Linked DNA regions of Homo sapiens: region 1 is linked to region 2. A link is an interaction called in ENCODE POLR2A ChIA-PET data of the cell type or tissue named here. Cell type or tissue: Caco-2. All regions are shown on one strand. Links, peaks and the distances in the headings refer to the core of each region. The heading gives the core; the rest is flanking DNA. Region 1 has its middle 69 kb from the start of TRI-TAT2-1. Region 2 overlaps THADA (THADA armadillo repeat containing).

Evidence for each region. ChIA-PET counts read pairs that join two places held together with the same protein. Peaks named below come from ENCODE experiments on the same cell type or tissue, not always from the same donor. Only the 100,000 strongest peaks of a DNase experiment are listed, where the experiment ranks them.
Region 1: POLR2A ChIA-PET joins it to region 2 with 10 read pairs; 2 of 35 experiments call an interaction of 5 or more read pairs at or near these places.

What each region holds. Positions count from the first base shown.
Region 1 is chr2:42,873,600-42,885,543 of GRCh38, reverse strand. No RefSeq gene overlaps it. Among named protein-coding and RNA genes, the nearest start is that of TRI-TAT2-1, 69 kb to the right of the region's middle. In Caco-2, for the core only: no CTCF peak of the experiment used is centred there; a DNase peak (open chromatin) is centred at 5,499.
Region 2 is chr2:43,514,976-43,526,919 of GRCh38, reverse strand. All of the region lies in intron 22 of THADA (THADA armadillo repeat containing), which reads left to right. Among named protein-coding and RNA genes, the nearest start is that of THADA, 75 kb to the left of the region's middle. In Caco-2, for the core only: a CTCF peak has its summit at 2,435; no DNase peak of the experiment used is centred there.

The sequences.
Region 1 (11,944 bases), core at 1,354-9,353, 640 kb after region 2:
TTATCAATAAGTCTAGAGTAGTTGCTATTTCTTGCTCAGTAGGTCCAATCAGCATAATGTCATCAATGAAATGAATGAATGAGGTATCTTGTGAAAGCAAAGGTGATCAAGAGCTCTGCAAACTAAATTATGACATAGGCTGTAGAGTTGGGTTTTTTTCTTTTCTTTCTTTCTTTTTTTCTTTTTTAGACAGGGTCTCACTCTATCACCCAGGCTGGAGTGCAGTCGTGCAATCATGGCTCACTGCAGCCTTGGCCTCCTGGGCTCAGGTGATCCTCCCACCTCAGCCTCCCAAGTAGCTGGGACTACAGGTGCATACCACCATGGCCAGCTAATTTTTTGTATTTTTCGTAGAGACAGCGTTTCACCACGTTGCCCAGGCTTATCTTGAACTCCCGGGCTCGAGGAATTCTTGCCTTGGCCTCCCAAAATGCCGGGATTACAGGCATGAGCCATGGTGCCCAGCCAGGCTAAAGAGTTAATATGCCCTTACAGTAGGACAGTGAAGATACACTGCTGGTCTTGACAGCTGAAGGCAAGCTGCTTCTGGTGGGCCTTATGGACAGAGGTAGAGAAAAAGGCATTTGCCAGATCGATAGCTGCATACCAGGTACCAGGGCACATGTTAATTTGTGCAAGCAATGAAACCACATCTGGAGTCACCACCTGGTTAAGCTTACAATAATTCACTGTCATTTTCCAAGATTCACCTGTCTTCTGCCCAGGTCATATAGGACAACTGAATGGGGATGTAGTGGGAATCACCACCCCTGCATCTTCCAAGTCCTTAATGGTGGCACTAATCTCTGTAATCTCTCCAGGAATGCAGTATTGCTTTTGATTTGCTATTTTCCTGGGTAGAGGCAGCTCCACTGGCTCCCACTTGGCCTTTCCCACCATTAATAGCCCTCATTCCATAGGTGGCGATTCTTCCAGCTGCTAAGTATGTCAATTCCAAGAACACATTCCGGAATGGGAGGAATAACCCTGAGTGGGTTTGGGAACCCACAAGACCCATAGTGAGATGGACCTGAGCTAAAACTCCATTGATCACCTGACCTTTATAAGCTCCTGCTCTGACTAGAGGGCCACAGTGACATTCTGGTTCTCCTGGAATTAGTGTCAGTTCAGCCCCAGTGTCCAGTAGTCCCTGAAAATTTGATTATTTCCTCCTCCCTAATCCATAGTTACCCTGGTGAAGGCTGAAGGTCCCTTTGAAGAAGGCTGGGAGAAAGACTAATAGCATACATTTTGGATGTTGTAGGGGAGTCCTTCCTTGAAGAGACTCGGCCTCCCCTCCATTCAAGGGATTCTGGGTTTATAAATTGGTCAAGTCTGAAAACTGATCGAGGAGCTGTGACTCTGTTTTGGTGATTTGGGTTACACTTTTGTTCTCTTGACTTAAAACTTTTCTGCTTAGAAAAATCAACAAAGAACTTAGTAAGCTTCTTCTCTATTTCACTCCTAGGAACACCATGATTAACTAGCCAATGCCATACTAGTCTGCATGAGCCGGATTATTCTGATTGGTGCTTTGCCTCTGCTGTGCATTAAGGTAACTACACCCACCTTGCATTTGATGGCTGGGTGCCGCCACTTGGCCCTGTCACCTTGGAATCCAATTACCCCCTGTTGCATGTAGATTTCCAGTTGAGTGGCTATGGTTTCCAATGTGAAGTCTGGCCTATAGAAAAGAGTGACCACAGAGCTCTCCAGGGATGCTGGGGCTCCCCTCACAAATTTATTCCTCAAAATACTGGTAAAGGGTATGTCTTCTGGACCTTCTCAGTGTGGGTGAAGGGGTCTTAAATGACAGATTCACTTGGACATTCCAATCTCCTAAGTCTTTGAACCCCCTCCTCTGCGTTAAACCAAGGGAGCTCGGGCATTTCCAATTCACTCTTGGTGGCCTACCTTTTGATCCATATTTCAGCCAAACAAACTGTTAGAATCCTTTGTAACTCCCCCACCTGCAAAATTGAATGCAGAATTTCTGCTTAGTGGGTCTATAGCAATAAATTCAGCCTGATTCACCTTTATGTTCCTTCCACCATTACCCCACACTCTCAATATCCACTCCCATGCATGTTCCCCAGATTTCTGCTTGTATAAAGGAATTATTTTGGGGGCAGTACACCTCCTCATGGGTCACACTATGTACCTTACCTTTAGGGGGCTTCTGGGACTCGAGTCTAGATATAGGTCTACAAGCAAAGAATGCTGATGAGGTGGGTCCAGGGGTGAATCTGCCCTGTCTTATATAGCAACTGCTTCAGGGGTGGCCATTACTGTTTCATCAGGCAATGAAGATTTATCCCCACTACTGTGGGTGAGGAAGCCACTTTTGCTAAGGGTGGGTAGGCAACTTCACTGGGGGTAGGGATGCCACTTCCACTGGGCGTAGGCCAGTCTCTTCCATGGTAAAGAAGACTTATGAGAACTTAGAGGCTCAAGGTCTCCAGCTTCATCAAGGTCTTCCCATAGGTCACCCACCCAACTCACAGGATATCATTCTTTCCCAGTCAATGCCCTCACTGTAACAGTAGAGACCATGTGAGGCTGGGAAGTTGTCATTCAGTCAGTCACAGGATTTGTTTTGCATGTGATTTTCAGCAATTTCAGTCCTGAAATAAGGTTGCCCTTCAGGGCACAACTAGAAGATCTTTTATGCACTGTTTGAGCTAGGAATTTGAATCCATGATCTCATCCTTTTCTTTTACAAATCTGTCCAATGACATTAGAAACAAGTAACCAAGTAACCAATGTCATTATATTCCTCAATTTTCCAAAAATGTTTGAAATATCTTAAATGAAGTCACGTAGCTCCTTGCTTCTTATAAGTGGTTGATTAGAAGTATCCAATGCAGATATTTTGCATATCTCTATAAACAGCCAACACCATGAACAATCAGATTAGAGGGCCAGTCTCATAAACCTCAGAACCAATTCAGGAAACTCAACCTTAAAATTCTGTTCTCCTAGAACCACTATTGATACTAAAATCTGCATTAGTCAGAGTTCTCCTGAAAAAGAGAACCAATGGGATACACACACACACACACACACACACACACACACACACACACACACACATTGATTATAGGAGTTGGCTTATGTGATTACAGAGGCTCAGAGCTCCCTCAATCTGCCATCTGCAAGCTAGAGAACCAGGAAAGCTGGTGGTGTAATTCAGTCCAAGTCCAAAGCCCAACAACCAGGAGCACTACTGTCTAAGGGCAGGAGAAGATGGGTGTCTCAGCTCAAACAGAGACAGAGAACAAGTTTGTCTTCCTCTGCCTTTTTGTTTTATTTGGGCCCTCAACAGATTGGATAATCCCCACCCACATTGGTGAGGGCAGTCTTCTTAATCTACTAATTCAAATATAAATCTCTTCTGGAAACACTCTCACAGACACATCCCAAAATAATGGTTTATCAACTATCTGGGCATCGCTTAACCTAGTCCAGTTGACACACAGAATTAATCACCACAGTTGTCAATTAGGAGTAAACCTCTAACATGAGCTGTAAGACTACAGGGACTTTTCCACAGACCAGCTTCTGGCTGTGTGCATTTCAATCTTGTTTCATTTCCACTTCCTACATGCTTCCTGTACTAAGAGCCATAGGACACATTCATGCTGCATCACCCCAGGTGAGTCAACACCATGGGTGGTAGGAGTATTCCTGGAAACCAATCCTCCCCAATAATTGTCATGATACATGGAAGTGACTGAGAGTCACACTCATGAAATATTATATACATATATTGCATCCCACATAAATACATCCCATTTGTCCACATTAAATGCATCCCTCAATTCAAGCTTCCCTAAGCTGGATCCCCAAAATGCCACAGTTATTCCGATATCCCTTGACAGAAGGGAAATGTGACAGAGGGGAAGTCAGGGTGAAAAGAAACAGCAGCCTTGAATGATTGTGGTTGATACAATATACTTTTGCAAATTTTACAAAAATGTGAAAGCATTGCCAGGGCCCCTCCCGGGGCCTTGGAAGGAGCAAGTGGGGGCCCAGCAAAGCTCTGCATGAAGGCACAGCCCTTAGAGATGAAACAGATCAAGAGAAGGGTAATTACTGAGGCAGGGCCTCAGGGCTGCATCCTCTGGCACAATTATGTTAACAAGGTAAATTAGCCCCAGATAAACCTGTACCTAATAAACTTGGGCAGCTTGTGCCTGGAGCCCTCACTAGGAAGGACTTCAAAGTCCATAGCCCAGTCTTCAGAGTTAGTTGTCTCCTGCTGTGGACTCCAGGCCTGTCCATGGGCTGCAGGCCAAGGAAGGGCCTGAATATCGCCTCCCAGGACAACGTGGGTCACATATGAGCAGCCACACTGTCTCACATACACAGACACACCTTCCACCACTCCAAAGCTCATCCATAGCCAGTGCCTCGTCTTACAGAAAACACCACACACACATACATACACACACACACACACACACACACACACACCAACAGCAATTCCTAAACACAGAACCAGGCTCTCCAACAGGCCTGAACATGGGAGGATTCCTCTTTGTAGGGAGAGATGGGGCTGCTAAGGAATTGGAGAAAATTGTTTCCTCTTATTCCCCACCAACAGGATGGGAGTCACAAGGAGCAGGCACCGCTAGCCTCTTTCTAGCTCACACTGGTGCTGGGCTCCGTGGCTCTGCAGACCTGGGCTGCTCACTCACTCTCCCTCCACTTTCACGCAATATCTCTCTTCCATCCAAGTTGCAGGGAAAACCCTGGACCAGACAGTGGGGAAAGATGTTGCATTCACATCGAAAGACTCTGTGCTTCAGAGCAGCTATGGATGGAGCTCAGACTGTGCCAAGCCCACAGAATATCGGCTGGAAAGCTGGGATGATGTCGGCCACTGACCGTCCGTACCCTGCCTCCATCCCAGGACAATAGGAAACAATGTGGGGACAGGGATGGGGAGGTATAAGGACTCTCAATCTCCAGCAGCTGTAGGGTTGGCCAAAGTCCTTGTCCCACAGCCCTGACTTTTCAGTTCCAAACCGGCACAAACTCCAGGTTTGGCCGAGGATCAGCAAAGCGTATTCCAAGAATACCAAGCTGGGAGTCAAGGTCCTGGGTTCAAGACAGTCTGGGGAGAGCAAGGGGAGATAATGGCCACGAGTGTCCTTGGAAGGCCGGGTGGGTGGGTGAGGGGCCCATTGCCCTGAGGAACAAGAGCCCTGAGCGGGCTGACCGGTAGAGCTCTCTGGGCCCGGGCCAGGTCTTTGAGGCTCTTCCGCTCAGGAAAACCCGTTCTCTTTCCTGAGCCAGAGGGAGCAGGAAAACAGGAAACACATGTTCTTCGGGGGAGGCTGAGCACCCAGCCTTGAGAAGCCCCCAGGAGGACCTGCTCCCTGCATGAGAGTGTCCTGCCCCACCTGGGGACCTGCCCGGACCAGCCTTGAGGGAGAAACATGCTTATCAAGCTCATACAAAGAGCCCAGAACTGGTAGGCCAGATGTCTGCATTCCTACTTGCAACATTCCTGTGCAACCTTGGGCAGGGAGCTCCGCCTTTCTGGCCTCTGTCTCTTCCCCCGTCCAGTGGAGGTGACTGGCCCTGCCTTCCTGTCTGCCCTGCCTGCCTCACCAGCTTTGCAACCATAATGTCCCACGCACAGGGAAACACTGCTGGGAATCCTGAGGAGATTCTTTCCCTTCCCATCCTTTAAAACTCAGCCTCCAGGAAGCCTTCTCCGATTGTCCCAAAATGAAGATGGACTCACTTATGAGTGCCCCTCTGGCATTCACCACTTCCCCTCTTTGAGAGGCATGACACATTCTCTGCATCAGACAGAAGTCCTTGATGTCTGGCCATCTTGTCCACAAAATCATGAGCAACCTGAGGTTCAGTGGGTCTGGTTTTTCTTTGCGCCCCTCCCCAGCTGCCAGCAGGTGTGGAAGAAGCACTGGTTAAAAGCACCGCGCCTGTGTTGGATAATAAGTGAGACCTGCCCTCGACCCCACACACACCTCTCCCCTTTGATCCAGTCCTGGCCAGTAAGGACTTGGGATTTTGCCAGTGCAATAACCAGGGCACACCGGGAAAGTGGCTCAGCAGACCAAGAGGTCCCCCTGAGATCTCTCTAAGCTGTCTGTGGCCAGGACAGGGGAGCTCTAGGAAGACTTTGCTGGTCCCGCCTCCACCTGCCTGCATCCTCCTCAGAACAGCACTGCAGGCCTGGCTTGGCTCACTGAGCTCAATATCTCTCAAGGCCAGTGCCTGGGTATGGTTTGAGGGCTCTGAGAAGGAGGCCTTTGGAACCACTCAAGGATGCCTGAAGTGCTGAGACTATGGTGTGTGTGCTGTCTCTTTGAGTGTGCTTGTTGTGTCATTATTCCCTTAGAAGTGTTCATGATTTTTTCCCTCTATTTCCTTTCAGAAGCCTGGCCTGGGCATGGTGACTGGCAAATGCCTTAGGGAAGTTAGGGGGACTGGTGGGGAGGGAGGCCAGGCTGCTAGGTTGGCTCTCCCTACAGAGTGGGAGCTGGCAGAGATGCCCGCCAGAAACGAGTCTCTCTATTCTATCGTGTAGAGCCGGCAATTCCCAGCCACTCTTGGATCTAGGTGGGCCCATGAGACTAGTTGTCACAGATTGAACATAAAGTTAATGATACATGTTACATTCAGGCCAAGGTGGTTAGAAGAGGTTGTGTCTTCTCCACCCACTCTTTCCTGTCTGCTCTCTAGATGCAGAGGACTCAGGCCTAAGGGAGGGTAGAGTCATTTGGTACAAAGAGCTTGGATCCCTGACTCACCACGTGGAAGCCCTCCTACCGACCAGGAGCACCCATAGTGGACTGTTATGTGAGTGACAAGTAGCCTCTATTATGTTCAGCCACTGAAATTTTGGGATTCATTTGTTTCATCAACCCGCATTACCCTAATGCAGTTGCCTTACAGGGACAAGACTGCAAAGAGGAAATGGGTCCAACACTCCAGATCTGCCTACTTAGGCCCAATGTAGGACTTGGAATGTGATTGGGCCCACTTCCTCAGCCTTGGCCATTGGTTTGGCCCCAGTGAGGGGATGCTCTGAGTTCAGGTGACTAAGAGCAGAACTGTCTATTTCTCACTCATTTTCTGGCTTCCCAGAATCAATCCTAGCCCCACTCCAGACCCTCCTACCCTGGGCCTTCCAGCTTGACATTGTGACTGGGAACCTTTCCGAATCCTAACTTTTGACATTACATTTTACCTAGGATGGTCTTTCCAATCTGTCTTGGAGCCTCTCTGGGATCATGGTTCCCTCCCTTCCTCAGAGTCTGCTGAGCCCTGTGAAAGTCCAGGGGCCAGATCAGGCCCATGGCTGCCTACAGCAGAATGACTCCAGGCCAAGGGTGTTCTGTGCCTCATCTCATTCAATCCTCACAATAAGCCCATGAAGTAGAAACCTGGGTCACCATCCTGATTCTGTCCTTTGGATGTCATAATTCCCACGTTGCAGATGAGAAGACCAAGGCATGAAGAAGGCAAACTTGTTCAAGGACATATAGCTCATTTGGTAGGGCCAGGTCTAGAATCCAAGTCATGTGGTCTCTGGAGCCTGCACTCTGAAATCACTAAGTCATACTCCCTTGCAAATATAGGTGTTCAATAAACAGGTGTTAAATTAATTTTTTTTTAATTTTAAAAGGCAAGGCAGACAGATTACCATTGGCCAAATAAAAGCCTCTAGGTTGGTAGTATTAGGTGGCCACGGGATCTTCTGAGGAATGTTCCTAGAGAGTGTGACACTTGGGGTTAAGTCACATGATCTCACTGTGCCTGGTTTTCTTTCCAAGATCCTGTCAGTAGCTCAGGAGCATATGTTTGTATGGTGTGTGTGTGTGTGTGTGTATGTAAATACAACAAAGAGAGGCTTTAAGCAGAGCTATCCAACAGAAATAAGATGCCAGCCATAGGCCGGGTGCCGTGACTTACACCTGTAATCCCAGCTCTTTGGGAGGCCAAGGTGGGCAGATCACTTGAGGTCAGGAGTTCAAGACCAGCCTGGGCAACATGGCGAAACCCCATCTCTACAAAAAATACAAAAATTAGCCGAGTGTTGTGGTGCATGCCTGTAGTCCCAGCTACTCAGGAAGCTGAGGTGGGAGGATCCCTTGAGCCCAGGAGGTGGAGGTTGCAGTGAGCCGTGATCATGCCACTGCACTCCGGCCTAGGTGACAGAGCCAGATCCTGTCTCAAAAAAAGAAAAAAAAAATGCAAGTCATATATATAATTTTACATTTTCTAGTAGCTGCATTTAAAAAAGGAAAAAGAAACATGTAACACTAACTTTAGTAATGGATTTTACTTCATTATGTAAGAAATATTATTTCAACATGCAATGAATGTGAAAAATTAATGAAAGCTGGGTGCAGTGGCTCTCGCCTGTAATCCCAACACTCTGGGAGGCCAAGGTGGGTGGATCACCTGAGGTCAGGAGTTCAAGACCAGCCTGGCCAACATGGTCAAACCCTGTCTCTACTAAAAAAAAATACAAAAATATTAGCCAGGCATGGTGGTGCACACATGTAGTCTCAGCTACTCGGGAGGCTGAGGCAGGAGAATCACTTAAACCCAAGGAGGCAGAGGTTGCAGGGAGCCGAGATCACACCACTGCACTCCAGCCTGGACGACAGAGTGAGACTCTATCCCTGCCCCCCTCCCCTCCAAAAATTAATGAGATCCTTTACATTTCTTTTTTTGTACTAAGCCTTCAAAGTTCAGTATGTACTCTACATGAACAACATGTCTCAACTCGGACTAGCCACATTTCAAGTGCTCAAGAGACATAAGTGGCAAGTGGCCACACTGCATTGCACAGCACAGCTCTGGAGAGGCTCTGGCCTTGTGCGGTCAGGCTGACCCTGGAAATGAGGCTTTACAACTCTCCATATGGTGTGCCTCCCAGACGCTGGAGAGCCCAAATACTAAGGCCTCGCCTAGCAGAGAACTATGAAAGTCCCTAAGTAGCATGCAAGCTAATAAATGCTGCATAAACACAAACTGTTATGTGTTACGATCCAGGGAGCGCAGGAGATGGTTTTAATCTGCGGCAAAATCGGCATGTGTTTGTACTTTCCTATTTACAGTAGGCCTACGAGGAGGCTTGTAAAGAGCTTGAAGAGCGCCAAGTAGACCAGCACTCAATGCAGCTGTTCTGTGTTCCCAATTACTCCAGACCCCCGGGTTACAAGCAAGCGCAGATGAAACCCAGAATGTTTTCACAACCGGGAAGCACTGTCTCTAAACCATGAGGAGAAATCAAGTGAAGAACCAGGTTGGGAAATTGTTGCCAGTTGTGGTATATGGGAGCCAAGGATGGGGCTGGGACCCCAGAAGGAAGTCCTGAGTCCTGCCCTGAATCCTCTGGGGTCTGTGTCTAGGCCTGGAGGTGCCCCATGAGAGAGAAGCTGCAGAAACTCAGGCCTGGCCAGCAGAATAAGAGTGGTCCACTGGAGGCTGGGCCAGCTTCCTGGCATGCGACCTGGGCAGTCACACAAGGCCACTCACTTAAAAGGGGCTATGCTCAGAAGGATCCTGCACTTGAGTTGATGCCCTGGTGTCGCCGTCTTGAAACTCTTAATACTTTTTGAACCATGGGCTCACATTTTCATTTTGACTGGGCCCCACAAATTATGGAGCAGGACCTGAGTGGAGGTCACTGTAAGCAACAACAAGCCCTTTCTGTCTCAGGCCTTCTCCTGAGCTTTCTCCCGTGAGAGAAGCTGAGCAGCCCAAGGTTGGCCTTCCAGGGACCAGTACAGTCCTCTGTCCCCTTCAGTGGTGCAAGGAGAGACCATCCGGAGGAAAGACCGGAGCTGGCCCAACACGGAACTCAGGAGCTGGCCCTGGAGAACGGCACCAGGATGTTGTGTGTTTTCCGAAGTTTCAATCACAATGGTCTCTTTTCATTTAAAGGAAAATACTGCAACCATTTCCTAGCAAAGGTTAAGTCCTTACACTTATTTAAAAAAAAAAAAAAAGTTTTTTATCCTGCCAAGGAATGTGCTTTTTCGAGCTGGCTTCCAGTCCTTCCTGCGGCCAAAGTTCCCTCCCTCCGCTCACAGGGAGAGCCCTGAGGTCCTAGGAGAGTAGCGAGCGGCCCAGCAGCCACTGCTCACAAAGCGGCGCCGGGAGGAGGAGGGAGCTGGCACCTGGTGGCTGTCCCCTGATCTACCCCTAACCAGGCAACCAGGACAGGGGCTCCCTGATGGCAGAAATCCACAGAACCCCCCCGCCCCCCGGCAAAGCCCATTTCAGGCAAGGACCTCCACCTCCTCCCCAGCCATGCGTGCTTTGCCCAAAGGCCACAGACCTGGCCATGAGCTCCCACCTGACGGTTCCCGTCTACCTTTCAGGAAGCAGAGAATCCATTTAATCCCTGGCCTAGACTGGGAATGAGAGTATGCACACAGCACCCGGTGCTCATGGGAGAAGGCCTGAGCAACTAGAAAAGGAGGTGCCTATGCAAGCCCCCACTCCACGCCTCCCCTCCTGTCTGCTCTGCCCAGCACCTGGGGGCCCTGTCTCTAAGACCTGCCCTCCACTCTTGCACTACAGCCTAGGCCTTCATTCCTCATGAATATCACTCCAGCAGTTCTTGCCTCTCCCTTTGGCATCAGTTCTCCCCTCTTTATTGGATTATTCTCGTCGGCAACAAGCATATCCTCCCATCCTTAAAAAAAGTAATAATTGAAAAAAAATGCTCCTGATCATTCCCCCCTCCCTTCCCCCTGAGAGCACACTTTCCAGAAAGAGTTGTCTATATTTGCTGTTTTCAGTCATCCTTCTGTTAGTTCTCTCTTTTTTTTCAATGTACTCTTAATGAATTTCACAAAGTGGCTGCGCCATGTGACCAACACTCAGCTGAAGAAATGAAGCATGAGCAGTATCAGAACCCCTTGGATGCCCCTTTGCTGTCACCACCCCTTCCTCCTTCCCAGATGTAACCTCCACCCTGATCTTTAACACTATATTAGTTTTGTCTGTTTTTGAACATTATATAAATGGAATCATATAGTATGTACTTTTTGGGTTTAGTTTCTTCTCTCAATATTGTTTGTGAGTTTCATCCATGTTATTTGGTGTGTCATATTTATTAATTATCATTGCTGAATAGTAGACTATAGTATTGTCAGAGGCATTTGAACCAGAGCAACTCCATCTTGAATAGCTGGGTAAAATGAGGCTGAGACCTACTGGGCTGCAATCCCAAATGGTTAGGTGTTCTAAGTCATGGGATGAAACAGGAGGTCTGCACAAGATACAGGTCATAAAGACCTTGTTGATAAAATAGGTTGCAGTAAAGAAGCTGGAACCCACCAAAATGAAGATAGACACAAGAGTGACCGCTGGTCATCCATCCTCACTGCTACACGCCCACCAGTGCCATGACAGGTTACAAATGCCATGGCAACTTCAGGAAGTTACCCTATATGGCCTAAAAAGGGGAGGCATGAATAATCCACCCCTTGTTTAGCATATAATCAAGAAAGAATTATAAAATTGGGCAATCAGCAGCCTTCGGGGCTGCTCTGTCTATGGAGTAGCCATTGTTTTATTCCTTTACTTTCCTAATAAACTTGCTCTCACTTTACTCTGTGGACTCGCCCTGAATTCTTTCTTGCATGAGATCGAAGAACCCTCTCTTGGGGTCTGGATTGAGACCCCTTTCGGGTAACAGTAGGAGTAAACCAATATTTGTTTATCCAGCCTAGCAGTGATGGACATTGGGTTGTTTCTGGTTTGAGTAACTATATAATACTCCTAAGAACATTCTCATACATGACTTTTGGCATCAAATAAATGCATTTTAGGGGGTATATACCTGGAAGTAGAATTTCTGGGTCATAGGATGTGCATGTGTTCAAATAGTTTTCAACTTACACCATCAATATATAAGAGTCCTAACAGTTACATCACATCC
Region 2 (11,944 bases), core at 1,874-9,873:
TCCCTCAAAACACAACACACTCCACTCCTATCAAATCAGTTAACAAGAATGTATGAATACCAGCAGTGTGCTTAGTACTGTGCTTGGTTTGGATGATATTATGGTTTTTTTATAAGATGAAGTTCCTGTTATTAAAGAGCTTATGTTTTAGTTTGAGAAATAAGTAGAGATGAAATTCAAAATATTTAACAAAAGGTATGTTGTGAGCACTGACTGGTCAGAACCAACACTGGCTGTATACAGCACCCAGCATCTCTCTGTGTGTGGATGTGTGTGGACTGATTACCAGCCTGGAAGTAAGACCGACACACTTGAACAAGATAAAACTGCCAAATTTTGGGTGAAATTTATAAAACATATAGGAATAGCAGAGAGAGAAAGCAATGGGGATAGGCTGGTAGGGCTTCATGGAAGAGGTGGAATTTGTGCTAATGCATGAGTTGAAAGAAGGAAACATTGTGAGTAAATGTTCAGAGGCTAGAATCAGCAAGGTGAATAAATAAACCTCCTTCCTGTAGTGGTGGAGTTGGTAGGAAATAACCAGGCAAGTTGATAGATTGAGGCCAAATTATAGTGTCTTGGAAATAGATTTACTGTAGCAGGGATGGAGAGAGGCATCAAACATTTTTGCTCTGAAATAGATCATAGGAGGCATCATAGAATGGAGGAATACCAGTAATCTGTGACTCTGGTTCTTAGTTCTGTGTATATTCATTCCATTTATTGGCAATGAGATTGTACAAAAATTAACCTCCCTAACCTTTGATCTCTTCATCTTTAAGGAAAAGGGTATTTGCCCTATTGACAGATCTCTGGCTTTTGTTGTATGAATCAAATAAAATAGATATTTAAGAAGACCTCTTTGCATTATAGAATTTCCTACAAATTTAAAACATGAGATTGATGTTGGTTGTGGGGTTGGCATGTAAAAGCAGTTTTCTGGTTGGAAATGTTAGGTTAGATAGATTGTAATACAGATTATAGTAAGGAGAGCCTGCAATCAGTTATAACAAAGTAGATCTGAGGTGATGAGGGCTTCCTCTTGGGTGGTGGCTCTGGGAATAGAGACAAACATGGGGTTTTAGTTAACTTTTGTCCCCACATAGATAGTAACAACTCCTCACATGATGTATGCTTAGAAGGAAAGCTGTGGACACATTTTATTACATTCATGGTTTTGTATCTCAACAATTTGGGCAGGGCTCAGCTGGGTGATTCTTCCTTAGGGTATTTACTGAGTTCAGTTGGTGGCATTCAGCTGGCAGATGAACTGGTCACAAGGGACCTAAGACAACTTCACTCGCATTTATGGCACCTTGGTGGGACTAGCTAGAAGGCTGGGCCTAGTTGGGACTACATGTAGCCTCTCACCCCAGCATGGTAGTCTTGGGGTTGAAATTCTTATATGGCAGCTTGCTTCCCCCAGAGAGAGTATTCCAAGAGAATCAGCCAGAAGCTGTATGCTCTTTTCTGACCCAGCCTTGGAAGTCTCATTGCATTGCTTTAGTCACATTCCTTTGATTTTAAGTGCATCTTAGGACCAGCCTGGATTCAGTCTACCTTTTGACAGCAAAGTGGCAAGATCATATTGTAGAAGTATACGCAGATAGGAGATGTTGTGGTAGCCATCTTTGAAAAACGCCATCTGCCACATGAACCAACTGAATGTGAATAGTAGAGGTTACTAGGGAGTTCATGGTTGCTTCTGTGATTCTAAGTCTTGGTCACCAGACAAATGGGGTTGATGTTAACAAAACAAAGGAAGTTGAAAGAGGGAATGGTTTGATAAAGATGAGTAAGTTTTTTTGTTTTTTATGTGTTGAGTATGAGATAATGATGGCATACCCTGGTGGAAATACTTAAGTCAGATGTTAGAGATAGGGGATTAGTTTGGGTGATATAACAAAAACAGAGATGTAGATCTGTGAGTTTTCTCCAAAAATATCATAGTAAGATTGCAGTCTTTGGTGGAGAGCATGAAAGGAAAAAAGAACAGAGGTCTAAGGACAGAGGCTTTTGAATAACTGTGGTTGAATGGTACAGTTGAAGGCATTCCGAATAAATGGAGCGGGGAGACTAGGGAATGCCCAATGCCTGGTATCTTAGCCCCTCCTAATCTAGTTTAAAGATTTTCTCATGGCTGTTACTGTTGGCTTTTAACCAACCTGTTAGGAGTTCTCAGCTGTTGCTTTCAAACCAAGTAGTTCTTGATCCCTTTAGAGACATTTCAAATCTGCTGAACAGAATGTTTTGCAGAGAACATCTTTACAGTGTGTGTGGCTTCCTTTTGTTTGGTTTTTATTTTTAAAAGAAAATTTGTTTCTTTTGGAGCCCTTTTGAGAGCGTTTTATAAGCCCTTAAGTTATGAAAAAGTTGTTTAGGCATACAACATTTAAAAAGTTTGCAAAAAGAAATCTGGGCATTCATGAAAATCCACAGAAATGGAGGCCAACTGCTGGCCACCTCTTGAACTACAGCTGTGTTAAGGAAGGAAGCACTTAAAGAGATTAATGGATAAATAACTGAAGAGTTAAACATGACCCACATTGTTTGAATTGGTTTTTAATAGGATTATGCAAAATGTCTTCAAATATAAACTGACTTCACTATTAAACAATCATCTAAGAATAAATAGGGATGGAGACATTGTTACTTTTTCTGGGAATGTTTTGAAAGCAACACTTGCAACACACATAACACAAATAGTGTGTTGAGTTAATTTTCTGTAATCTGATTTTTTTATGTCGTGCTTTCTATTTAGAAGTCAGTGAAATATTCCTGTTCTCCTTAAAAAACATCATTGCTTGCCTGTGCATAATTACTTGTCTAAGCATTTGATTGGAGTGGTTAAGTTTGTTAATGTCATAAAACTCTAAATTCAACTTTTTGGTGACATTCATATTTGCTTGTTTACTTTCTGTGATCTTATTATTTGAAGTCGTTCTTCTGATGAAAATGAACAGACTTCTAGGATGTTAAGTTGGGAATCCAACTTTAATTTGTCCAACCGTAAGATACAAACTTAACTATAAGGGGATAAAATCATTGATTATAATTCTAAATCTAGAAGGGAGATTTATTAGTGCTTGATGTTGTCTTACTCTTCAAATATTCGAATTGCTTTACTTGTAATGTAGCTTAATCTACAGATATTTATTGCAGTAATTATAATCATTTTCACATTATTGGCCTGAAAAAATTAAATTGTGACATTTAGTAGTTTTTGTCATTAAATACTAGTACTGACTCATAGACATCAACAATTCTGTGGACAGAAATCATTTAAATATGTATTTAAACTTTCATCAGTTAATTATAGCTACCATGATTCAAATTCAACAGAAAACTTTTGATGAGCAATTTAAATATAATACTGAAAAAATAATTTCTTCTACCTTTCTGGAGAATGAAAGACCAAGTCTCTAAAGAATATGCAGTTGAGAAATAAATAAATGCAGAATGTAATATATAAGATTTGGGGAAGAGTCATTCAGCTTTGAATGAAAGAATATACAATCTTGTGTAAACTTTATTTTTAATTTAATTTATTTATTTGAGACAGAATCTCTCTGTTGCCAAGGCTGGAGTGCAGTGGCATGATCTTGGCTCATTGCAACTTCTGCCTCCTGGCTTAAGTGATCAGAATCTGTCTCAGCCTCCCAAGTAGCTAGGACTTACGGGTGTCTGCCACCATGCCCAGCTAATTTTTGTATTTTTTGTAGAGATGGGGTTTCGCCATGTTGCTTAGGCTGGTCTCGAACTCCTGGGCTCAAGCAGTATCCCACCTCAGCCTTCCAAAGTGCTGGGATTACGGACATGAGCCACCGCGCCCAGCCTAAACTTTTATTTACATTTCATTTGGGAAATGTGTCTAAATAAGACACTATTTCTCACTGAGTGTCCTATTAATTTTATTTGAAATATGAATAATTAAATAAAGAATAACTAAGAGATGAGCCACCTTGGGGAGCCATATTCTTTTTTTTGTTTTGTTTTGTTGAGATGGAGTCTCGCTGTGTTGCCCAGGCTGGACTGCAGTGGCGCGATCTTGCCTGGGGAGCCATATTCTTTATAGAGAGAAAAATCCTTTTAATTTCCCTTTTCTATTGTGGATTAAAAGAATTTGGAGAAAACTAGAATGTCTTGATGTATACATTCTAAGTGTTTGTTAATGATTCCTGCATTTTTATTTTCATTTTTAAGCCTACTGTAATAGTTGAGTCAGATATTACTGTTTTTCCTCGATATTTGAACACTCATTTAAAAAGTTTTCATAATAACACTTTGTCATTTAGACAATAGCAGAGGGACTTTGTTCTCAGTGAGTAACCTCTATGCCAGCTTTTTAAGTAAAGTTTTAGAATTTTTTTAATATTAATTTTTCTCCTTGATCTTAGGGAATGATTATATTAAATAATTGAGAGAACCAGCTATCTGGTACATCTTCCAATGACTTCTTTTAATCCACTGTATCTTGTCCTTCTCCCCATGGCCCTCTGATTGGTAATTCAATTTAGATTTGGTCATTGTATTATTGCCTGTGCCTGCAGCTAAGTCTTCAAAATAGCCCCCTAATGTTTTAGCCTGCAGTAAGCCTCAATAATGTATGATAGTGGTGAGGGAGGTTAAGATGGCTTCTCTTGATATGTAGCTTTCTAACAGGATTTCATTTGGGCAAATCATTTTTCAGGCTTAAAGTTTCCTGGTGCTTCAGGGTTGTGTTCCTATTTAAAATATACATGCAAACAACCTTCCTGCACACATCTATTAGTGTTTAGTTTCATTGAAATAATAAACATGAACTTTGAAATAATAAATATAATACTTGACCAAAGATTGAATGGAGTTGAATGGGAATTTAGCTTATGAAATAATTAGAGATTGGGAAAATCTCTAAGTTAGAAAAAATAAATCATACTGAAAGAGTTTGAGGAAATGAAGGTGACATTTCTCAGTTAGCAATAGTAATATAAGTTAAAAATAGCTCTGTGCTACTACATGTAGTTGGATGGATGAAGCCATTTAAAAGCCACTTTGTAGTCAGGGAATCGGATTTATTGGTACAAAATAATTGTCTAATGACCAGTTAGTTGGGTATACAGCTTATGTAATTTGATTTTAGTCTGCGGGTTTTATTCTTATCTTAGAATACTTATCCAGTGGGAGTGAGATAGCTCTGTGGATAGGAGTTGGAGTAATCTGTTTATGGAACAATAATTTGCTTCAGTGATCTGCTCAAGACAATACAAAGGCCTGAATAGCAGCTATAGCCTGGCCTGTTCACTTCTGTTACTTTTAGTAGGGGCTTAGGCCATAGCACTTAGCATAGGAAAACAGCAACAACAAACCCCTTACCTTTTTTTTGAGCTGGAGTCTTGCTCTGTCGCCCAGGCTGGAGTGCAGTGGTGCAATCTCGGCTCACTGCAACCTCTGTCTCCCGGGTTCAAGTGAATCTCCCACCTCAGCCTCCCGAGTAGCTGGGATTACAAGAGCAAACCAATATGCCAGGCTAATTTTTTTGTATTTTTATAGAGACTGGGTTTCGCCATGTTGGCCAGGCCAGTCTTGAACTCCTGACCTCAGGTGATCCACCTGCCTCGGCCTCCCAAAGTGCTGGATTACAGGAGTGAGCCACCACGCCCGGCCCTCCCTACCTCTTTTTGTGCATCTGCCTGCCTGCCTGCCTTCTTGTCTGCCTGCCCTCCTGCCCTCTTTCCTTCCCTCTTTCCTTCCTTCTTCCCTCCCTCCCTCCTTTCCTTCCCTTCCTTCCCTCCCTTCCCTACCTTCCCTCCCTTCCCTACCTTCCCTCCCTTCCCTCTCTTTCCTCCCTTCCCTTCCTTCCCTTCCTATCCTTCCCTTCCTTCTCTTCCTTCCCTTCCTTCCCTTCATTCCTTCCCTCCCTTCCCTCCCTTCCCTCCCTTTCCTCCCTTTCCTCCCTTCCTCCCTCCCTTCCTCCCTTCCTTCTTCCCTCCCTCCCTCCCTCCTTCCCTTTCTTTTTTCTTCCCTCCCTCCCTCCTTCTTTAAGAATTTCTACTCTTCATACCGTGCTGCTTTCTAGGTTCTGATTGGGAAAGTCAGGATTTTGGATATAAAAGACTGAGGGAAGCTGGATACATTTTTAGTAAGCTTCCTTGAGAACTGGTAAACCGTTTGTTGTTGTTGTTGTTGATATATATGTGTGTGTGTGTGTGTGTGTGTGTGTGTGTATATATATATACGTATAAATATTTGAGATAGGGTCTTACTCTTTTGCCTAGGCTGGAGCACAGTGGTGTGATATTGGCTCATTGCAGCCTCAACCTCCTGGGCTCAAGCAGTCCTCTCACCTCAGCTTCCTGAGTAGCTGGGACTACAGGTGTGCACCACCATGCCTGGCTAATTTCTTTGTATTTTTTGTAGAGATGGGCTTGTGCCGTGTTGCCCAGGCTGGTCTCCAACTCCTGAGATCAAGAGATCCTCCGGCCTTGGCTTCCCAAAGTGTTGGGATTACAAGCATGAGCCACCGCGCCTGGCCATATTTTGTAGATTAATAACATTTTGTGTTACTGAGTTGTTTATGATGAACCTTGAACCCCTTTTAAGAAGGTTGCAATTTTACAATGTACTCAGAGGCTAAAGACACTGTATATTTTGTATTAATTCGACAAGATAGCCAAATAAAAACAAAATACCTTCAGACAAGAGGCTGTCTGCTTATTTAGTGGAAAGGCATTCACTAACAAAAGCAGGATTTTGGAATTCCCCATAGCTGTGGTTGGTGACTACATAGAGTTGGCTCAAAGAACCAAGGACTGTTTCACTCGAGAACCTTTCTTTTTATATCCTTGCTAGGCCCTGGATTGTGTGATGAAGAACCAAAACAAACAACTAGGGTTTGCTGTATTGTTCTTGGGAACCTTGCATGGTTTCATTTTTACCTCTCAATTCCTTCATTATCATAAACACCAGCAACCCTGGAGTTTTGAAATCACTTCCTTATAAAGAAATCTTTCCTTGCTGGGGAGCAGACAGAAGGTTCATTGAATAGTCAGAACTCTATTCTGCTTTTTATAGGCACAGTGACCTCACTATTGAGAAGACTTAGGGTTCCAGCTCCCTGCTTTTTATACCTGGTTTGTCAATTTTATGCCTACCTGCAGGCACAGCTAATGTGCGCCAGCTGGCACCAGCACTAGTTGCTCCTTAATTATTCAACAAAAGATTTCTTAAACATCTACTGTGTGCCAGATGCTGTGTTTGACTGAGCTCTCTTTGACCATTGAGAATATGATATGGTAGGCCACAGTTACTGTGAACCTAGACATAATTACCAGAGTCTAAATAGGAAACATATAACTGTGGAAGTAAGAGAGGGATGTGAGGACTTGAATAAGGGACTAAGGATTGTATGGGACCATGATGAGGAGTTTTGGGGACATTCTCATCAGGAACTACTTATGTATTTTAGAGTCATTATCTTCTCTATATAACCCAGGGAATGTTCATTGAATTTTCAAAGCATTTTTATTTTATTTTCATTCTAAAGCACTGAGAATCAAGTGATTTATCTATAGCTACACATGTAGTTGGTGATTGAGCCAGCACTAGAATCTAAATGTTTTTCTGGAATTTCATAGCATTTCAGAGGTTAGCAGTTTAACAAAAGTTTATTGATTATTGCTTTCTATAAGGAATTGTGATAGCTAGGATAAAAATATTGATAAAACATGGGCCTTGTTTTTAGAGGAACTTTCAACCTAGCATTTTAATCTTTGGGATTAGATAAGTAAGTCACATAATTTACAAGACAGACGTTAAAGACCAAGACAAAGATCCGCTCACTGAACTGTCTATCCTAGGTGATGAGAAGAATAATTAATGCCAATAACATTGGCAAAAAGCAAGGCAAGCAGGAGGGCATGATGGGAGGGAGAATAATGCTTTAAACATGCTGAGTTAAAGGTAGTTTTGGGAGGCTGCCTAGCGGGATAGCAGACAGTTGGAAATACAGGTCAGGAGATTAGCAGAGGGGTCCAGGTTGGAGATAGTGTGACCTGGGACTCCCCCAATATTTTAGCAGTAAATGTCCAGCATTCTGGGAAATCCTTTAGTCCCAGGCAAATAGGGACAGTTGTTCACTCCAGCTGGAGGTATATGTTTGAAAGTCAGCCAAACAGAGGAAATAGATGAAGCTATGGGCCTAGAGGAGATCTCCTAAAGAGGCTTAAGAAAGAAAGGAAAAAGTTATCATCTTGAATTAAATTTTATAACTATTGTTAAAACTCAGAGACATTGCTCATATGAAACATAGTTTCTACTCTGTGTTCATAAGTGTACAAACCTCGGTTAAATAACACTTTTACATGAACCTGAACTATACTTGCTTTTGAACCCTGTACTTGGTTTTGTTCTTGGGTCTTAGAGAAAAAATGATCTCTTGGGGTAGCAGTTAGGTTAATAGAGTTGATTTTGGTAAGCTGTTTGGGGATTTCAGTAGGAAATATTCTTGTATGAATACTATAACCCTGGTATGTGGAGATTTGCTGAATGTGTTTGTACGTGTTACAGGAAGCTAAGCAGCTGCATCAACTGCTGGCTCTTAACAGTGGCACTTCTCATTGGAAAACATTTTTGTTTGTACTTTCTTTTCTAGTTATTATACCCTCTTTCTTTGTCAACCTGGTTTGTTAGACTGCCATATTCAATGAAGTTAGTAAATTATATGTCATTCATTTATTCAACAAATATTTATTGAGCTCCCTATAGGGTATCAGGCCGTGTTATAGGTGCTGGGAATAGAGAAATAACAGGAAGGAATGTGTCCTTGATACATGGAGATGTAGAAAATAATAAACTATCTGCTAGCAGTGTGTGTTTTTATGTGATAAAGTTTGGTGGTAAGGAAGATTCTTTCCTACTAGACTAAAGTAATATTTCAGCCAGGGCCTGAATGGCAAGAAGCAGCACCTTTTCTGGAGAAGAGCTTTCCAAGCAATGAGAACCACTAACGCCAAAATCTATGGTGTATTAAAGAACAGAATGGTGTAAGATAAAGTTTAATGAGATTGTCCAGATACGTAGGGCTTTGTGAGCCAGGATGAGTTTGGATTTTTTGCTCCCTGGGAAATCTTTGTGTTTTCTGAGAGTCTCCAACCACATGTATATAAAAATAGAAGGTATCTTGGAAATGGTACACACATTAATATTTATGGACCCTAGTAGGTAACTTCAAGATTACGAGCAAATGAAGTGCACGTGCGTTTGATAGAGTTGCATGGAAGCGGGGAGGGGACTGGATGAAAAAATGAGAAACTTCATGGATGTGTAAAATAAATGGACATAAAGTTTCTGTTCCCAGAAAGTATACTATTCCTTTCTAAGCTGCCACTTTGTTCTTTAACCTAACAAAGTGAAAGTCTGTGTTTATGGGAAAGGGAAAGGATTTTCTTCCTTCTTGTGCTTTGTAAGTAAACTATTGTTTGGTAAATAAAGATATTGGCAGAGGCTTACCCTTACTCAGTTGAGGTTATACAAATTACCTTCCTGGCAGTTTGAGTCTTTTCTGGGAATTTTGCTTCAATACGTTGGCTTTAAATGTACTTCATATTTAAATGTGAAATTAATTGCTTTGTGTTTGCAGGTGAAGTAATTTCTTCAGGCTACCATGAATCATTCAGTTAATATAAGAAAGCAGTTTATTAATAGTAATAAACTTCCCCAGTTCCCTAAGGGAGTGGGGGTACCTCGAAAACAAATGAGACACAATTCAATTCAAGTCAGTCACAAAAAGGTTATCTACTGAGTGGCTTTTCTGTAGAGTATTTTAATTTTCTAGCTAGCTCTCTATTCATGTCACCCAGTTCATTTAGAACTATTAATACTTTAACCCCCACCCCAATGGTAGATGTTCAGGGAATGAAATCAATCTGAAAAGTAACCTGAATAAAACATGATCAGGAAGTTAATATCTTAAAAATTGTATTCTCTGGTAATACATTCCAAAGCCACATGAAAACATTTTGTAAATCACGTGCCCTTTGGAATTTTTATTCTGCGGTTCTATTTTTAGGACATAGCATAGTGCAAAGCAACCACTAGCTACCTGATAGATCTCTTTAAAAAATAAAATAGTGAAATTCACTAAAACAAATATTAGAGAGTTGATAGTATTTTCATCATGAGCCAGATCTGAGCATTTAGGGCAGGCACATTGAAATAATGCCTTTTTATTAGGCAAGGGCTTTGGTGTCAATATACATTTTAATTCTCCCTCTGCCACGTACTTGCTATGTAACCTTGAGCAAATTATTTAGCTTCCGTCTCTTCTACCCCCTTATTTTACCCAATTTTTAAACATTAGTGTGAAATATTTGCATGTACTAGAAGGTATAGTGAATACTAAAATTAGCAGTTGTACAACCACGATGTAAATACCTGGAGGAAGAGTATTCACGGCAGAGAGAATGTCAGGTGAAAAAGTCCTGAGAGGCTTGGGCTTAGGGTAGGTATTTAAGGAACATCAGGTAAACCAATTATGACTGGAGTAGTGTGAGCATAGGAAAGAGTTGTAGATGAGATCAGAGAAGTTGTGAGGACTAGACAGCCTAAGACATTGTGTAAGAACTTTGGCTTTTACTCTGAGTAAAATGGGGAGCCATTGGAGTGTTTGTGAACAGAGGAGTGACATGATCTCATCTTTTAAAAGGATTACTCTTACTTCTGTGTTGATAATAGACTATAATAGTGAAAACAGAAAGACCGATTAGTTACAATATTGCTATACTACAGAAAAGAGATAGTGATGACTTGGAAAGTGGTGGAGGAAGTAAAACGTGATCTGAATCTGGATGTAACGTGAAGATAGAGCAGGCAAGGTTTGTTGACAGATTAGATTTGCTATTTGAGAGAGAGAGCATAACTACAAAGTTTTTGGCTTGAGCCCCTGAAGAGATCGATTTGTTATTCTTTTATTAGGATGGGCAAGACTGTGGGTAGAGTAGGTTTTTGGAGGAAGATCAGGAGTTTAGTTTGGGGCATGTTAAGTTTGGCATGTCTAGTAGACACCCCATTGAAACTACTTTAGGTGTACTTTGTTGAAGTACATCCTTTAGAATTTCTTTTGGTGAGAGTCTCTGGAAGGCAGACTTAATCTTTGTATATTTCAGATTGTCTTTTTCTTACCTATGCTTTTGAATGTACTTTAACGGGGTATACAATTCTGGTGGACAGTTGTTTTCCTTCACTGCTTTTGTTATTGCCAGTGAGAAACTTGTGTTTGGTATAATTGATGTTCCTTTGTAGATCTCCAGTTTTTTTTCCTTTAAATCTCCTGTGGCTTGTAAGTTTTTTTATTAATCACAATTTTGCTATGCTTTTTCCAGGTATGGAACTATCGTTATGTATATACACACACATACTTTATGGTTTTTTCATTCTGTATACTGTTTTGGGTAAATTTCCCAGAAAACTATCTTCTAAGTCACGAATTCGTTAGAATTCATCTTATCTGTTTTATATGTGTGTGTGTATATATAGTTTATATATATTATATATAAAATATTATATATTATATATTATATATTATATATAAAATATTATATATTATATTATATATTATATATAAAATATTATATATTACATATTATATATTATATATAATATATTATATATTATATATTATATATTATATATAATATATTATATATTATATATTATATATAATATATTATATATTATATATTATATATAATATATTATATATAATATATAATATATTATATATAATATATAAAATATATTATATATTATATATAAAATATATTATATATAAAATATATTATATATAATATATATATTTATATATATTATATATAAAATATATTATATATAAAATATATATATTTATATATATTATATATAAAATATATAATATATATAATATTATATATTATATATAAAATGTTAT